Regions from separate parts of the Homo sapiens genome. Here region 1 is linked to region 2. A link is an interaction called in ENCODE POLR2A ChIA-PET data of the cell type or tissue named here. Cell type or tissue: GM12878. All regions are shown on one strand.

What was found. Peaks named below come from ENCODE experiments on the same cell type or tissue, not always from the same donor. Only the 100,000 strongest peaks of a DNase experiment are listed, where the experiment ranks them.
Region 1: POLR2A ChIA-PET joins it to region 2 with 5 read pairs; 2 of 35 experiments call an interaction of 5 or more read pairs at or near these places.

What each region holds. Positions count from the first base shown.
Region 1 is chr5:138,725,967-138,728,466 of GRCh38, reverse strand. No RefSeq gene overlaps it. Among named protein-coding and RNA genes, the nearest start is that of CTNNA1, 26 kb to the left of the region's middle. In GM12878, no CTCF peak of the experiment used is centred here; a DNase peak (open chromatin) is centred at 1,436.
Region 2 is chr5:139,213,640-139,216,139 of GRCh38, reverse strand. No RefSeq gene overlaps it. Among named protein-coding and RNA genes, the nearest start is that of SIL1, 17 kb to the right of the region's middle. In GM12878, no CTCF peak of the experiment used is centred here; no DNase peak of the experiment used is centred here.

The DNA of each region.
Region 1 (2,500 bases), 490 kb after region 2:
GAGAAAGAAGAAAATTAAATTCACCTGTTATTCCATTACCCTAGATTTTCATTTTGGGGTGCATCTCTGTAGATGTTTATGTGTACATATCCAGTATATCTTTCTTTTTCAGGAAACTGGCTACTCTCATAGTATTAATTGGGTACAGTTGACTCTGTAGAGCTCGGATTTCATAAACTGACCTAATTTAGGAGTGCATTAATTCATCCACTTCATTTAACAAACACTATTCAGCACAAGGAATACAAGATAAACACAGCCTTTGTCAATGGAAAACATACACTTTAGTGGTGGCTATCAACACACATCTCCAGTCAATTACAAAACACTGCTGTGTAGACTGAGAGGAGAGGAGGGCCACCCAGCGCAATCTGGTTTCCTGGAGAAAGTGATGTTTAAATTGTAGTGTTTAAATCTTGAGGAACAGCTAGGAGTTAGTAAGGAAAAAGAGGAAAATTTACGAGAGACATTGTCAAGCTAGAACCTAGGCATAGGGGCCATGTACAATAGGCTTGGTTGCTCAAGGAGCAGATGACTCTATCTACAACCACCAAACACGATTACTGACTCTGCGCGTATGATTGAGTACGTGTGTGTGTGTTTGTAGCAGCCACTCAGACTGAGCAAGGGATAAGACTTTAACCAGTCAAGAACTCTTGGGCAGAGGCTATGAATGGAAAAAGCAGATACTTACACACCCTCCAGGGGAGGAGAGGAGCTAATTGATCCACAGGCTTAGACTGGAAATATCAGCCAAGAATTAAGCTCTCTAAGGGCAGAAATGGTAGCTTCTCTACCCTTGTGGAGTTCATAGGCCCAAGACAAAGCCACGTACAACAAGGACCCTCAGTTGTGACTAGTGCCCATGGCATCACTGGTTCTCTAAAGAGACCTCAGGTAAGAGGAAGACACTTTGGACAATCCTGGGATCATTCTAAGCCATCTCTTCTCAGGAGTGCGGTTGGTTCAACATGAAGTATGGAGTCTAGCATCTTGGAAGTGGTGCAGAAAAAATGTAAAAGCCCAGCATTTCCCTGAATCAATCTGAATTATTTATCAATGTCAGCAGCAGCACTGCCCATCACAGAATTTTCAAGAGAAGGTTGTAGGTCAGCAGGAAGTAAGTGTTGTTTCCAGTATTGTTTTGATGTTAACTTTTTTTTTTATTGTCAGGAGTAGACATTTTATTTTCTGCATCCTGTAATTCTTGTTGGCCAAGTTCTATTTTAGCACCTGGGCATAAATAAAAGTATTCAATGATAATATCAAAAGGGTTCTAAGTGTGCTGACAGGCACCACCATCTCATTAAATGTGAATATCTTTACAGTGTAACTCGATTTAAAAAAAAAAAAAGAGGTAGACAACCACAGTATGGTATTTTTAGGTACGTAGGTGAGGCAGGCGCCCACACATGCCACCACATCCTTCTGAACAGTAAAGACATCTCTTCTCTTCTCCTGGCCTTGGAGGGGATGGGGCTGTGATGACCTGGCATTGCTTCCTCAGTGAAGCCTTCCTTGAGGATCAGCCAGCCCCCCACTCTCATCTCCAAAGCCCATGCTTGTCAAAGCAGCTGCCAGAAAGTGACATGGAGAGTCCAGGCTCAGCCAGGCGTGGTAGCTTATGCCTGGAATCCCAGTGCTTTGGGAGGCCAAGGTGGGAGGATTGCTTGAGGCCAGGAGTTCAAGACTAGCCTGGGCAACATAGTGAGACTCTGTCTCTACAAAAAATTTAAAAATTAGCCAGCCATGCTGGTGCATGCCTGTGGTTCTAGCTACTTGGGAGGCTAAGGCAGGAGGATTGTTTGAGCTCAGGAGTTTGAAGCTACAGGGAGCCATGATTGTGCCACTGTACTCCAGCCTAGGTGACAGATTGAAACTGTGTAAAAAAGACAAGAGAGTCATGGCCCATCTCTGTGGTCAGTGAAGCCTCGGCACCGAGATGGACAGGAACACGCCTAGTCATGGTAACTGGACCCCTAAAGACAGCAATCACGAAGGCCACAACTGTCCAGGGGTCTGCATGTTCTATGCATGGGAGAAATGTCACCACCTCCCTCAGGCACAGGCCTGGCCAGGGGTCGTCACTGGGTGGGTGAACACCCACTGGTCTTCTCAGCCAACTTGGCAGTCAGGATAAAAATAACACCAGCCGCCTCATTTTCCAAAATTAAGGGCGATGCTTTAGCAAATATATGCAGATGTATACAGACACAGATGGGAACAAGTGTATTTAATTGTAAATGAGTCAGAACGGAGCAAATGAGATTTCCCTTATATTTGGGTTCCAAAAATTACAGAGAAAATGTGCCTGAGGCAGAAACAAACTAAAAAAAAAAAATGGAGGTAGGTTATTGAGGCAGGAGCCACATGGGAGAGAACCTTTGGACCCAGAAGGCTGGGACGACTTTGGCCTCCTCTAGGGGTTATGAAACTGTTCTGGCTCCAGAGAACTCAATCCCAGAGGCCCTGAAGTGGCCACAATGCTAATGGGATGAAC
Region 2 (2,500 bases):
TGTTTTAATTTCAGGATTAATCTTTTGTTTTGTTTTTTTTTTTGAGACAGGGTCTTGCCCTGTTGCCTAGGCAGGAATGCAGTAGCAGGATCATGGCTCACTGCAGCCTTGACCTCCCCTGCTCAAGTGATCCTCCTGCCTCAGTCTCCAGAGTAGCTGGGACTACAGGCACAGCCACACCTGGCTAATTTTTGTATTTTTTGTAGAGACGTGGTTTTGCCATGTTGCCTAGGCTGGTCTCGAACTTCTGAGCCCAAGTAATCTTCCCACCTTGGCCTCCCAAAGCGCTGGGATTACAGGCTGAGTCACCATGCCCGGCCAGGATTAATCTTAACAAAATAGTAATAACGACATAAGCATAGTCTGTAACACCGGATGACCTTATAACCAAGCACTTTCAGGAAATTTTAGTGCCTTTTTTTTTTTGCACTTGTATTATGTATTGATTGGGTTGGTGCCAAGTGATTTTCTGAAATGACAGCATTTAACTTTTAATGCTGCAACTATTTTCATCTCATTATTTACAGATATATCTGCAGCACCTAGAACAACAGTGCACATCGTAAGTGTTCAATAAAGACATGTTGAATAAATGAATGAATGAAGTTTCTCAAGCTAGGTTCTGACATCCTTGGGGCTCTTCCACAGTTTGAAATCGCCTCAGTATGGCACGTGAGGCTCTTCACAATTAAGCTGGGAATACTCAACCAGTAATTTTCCCAGACAGTCTGGGCAGGATGCGGGGGCGTAGTCCTCTTTAGAAAATAAAAAAAGTGAAAGTATAAAGCATTTATGTACATTTTGACAGGGCAGACGTGATATGCAAATGGATTGCAAATATAATGCAAATGACATGCAACTCCTCATGCAAATGAGCATCCTGTCTTTGGAATCGACTGCCGGGTATTCACTGATTTGTCTGCAGTACTGGCAGTAAATCTTTCAAGGGTTTGGGATGCAAGTTGCTTTGATGGTGATGTGTGTGTACTAGGGAGGAGGGGTAGTGGGATGGGGTCTCTCAAGGAGGAGTCGGTGTGGTGCTAACGCTTGCAGCTTAGTATGAAGCTTAATACAGTATACAGTTTAATATGAGGTTATTCTCCTGTGATGCTCTAAGGACTGACATTTCGGAATTGGTGGCGGGTGGTGGCAATGAAATGCAACTTCTTATATTCTTCAACTCTTTGGTTGCCTCACATCTTCTGTCCCATCCATCTCACATCATTGGGGTTCTGGTCCACAGGAGTAGAGAGTAGGGAGTCAGAGATCCCTAGCCCCAGGCCCTCATCATGAGGACTACAGAAGAGCTCTTGTAAATCATTTCTGGAGGAGGTTATGAGCATGGTGTGGAGTTCTGCACTTCCTAATCACATGACAAGCAGAATTTAGCTGAATTTCTAGGCCTGTTAGAAAAAGATGAGTGGTGACAAAAAGCATGGAGACTTTCTGAGAAATATAGCTGCTTAATCTCAATGCCAATAATGTGATATCTGACAAAATTGGGAAGCTTACTTGGAAATCTAAAGGGAAAAAATGTCAACTATGATTTTTTTCTTGATAAAAACCTGTTCTTCCTTGTCCTTGGTGTGAAAGGAAATTTGTGGTTACACAGACTCTTCCCCAATGATTATAAAAATATTGGGCAAATGATGCAAAAGACGCTTTAGCAGGTATATTTTAGCCTAACTCAAGATCTGTTTTTCTCTGACACTTTGCATCAGACCTGGGTTCAAACACTCAATTTTCAGCTATATAAACTTGGACAACTTATTCAACTTTTCTGAGCTCAGTTTCTGCATCTGTAGGGGAGTAATAGAATAATAGAATCCTTATGAGGCTGTCGTAAAGGTCACATGAGATAATGCATGTACTTAACACAGTGCCGGGCTCATAGTGAGCATTCAATTAATATGGCAATTTGCAATGACCATCTGTAGATTTGCTGCCTAGATTCCATTCATCCTCCATCTGATAACTGTACCCCATTTCTTCCTGGTGAACCATCATTTTCTTTTCATTCCATGTGGTCCTAATGAAACTGACTCCATCCTCAGCATCAGGAGTAGAACATGTGGCGTAAGCTGGGTGCAGTAGCTCACACCTGTAATTCTAGCACTTTGGGAAGCTGGGCCAGGTGGATCACTTGAGGCCAGAAGTTTGAGACTAGCCTGGCCAACATGGCAAAACCCTGTCTCTACTAAATATACAAAAATTAGCTGGGTGTGGTGGTACATGCCTGTAATCCTAGCTACTCAGGTGGCTGAGGCATGAGAATCACTTGAACCTGGGAGGAAGAGGTTGCAGTGAGCCAAGATTGTGCCACTGCACTCCAGCCTGAGCAACAAAGTGAGACCCTGTCTTTAAAAAACAAACAAACAAGGCCGGGCGCGGTGGCTCACGCCTGTAATTCCAGCACGTTGGGAGGCCGAGGCGGGTGGATCACGAGGTCAGGAGATGGAGACCATTCTGGCTAACACGATGAAACCCCGTCTCTACTAAA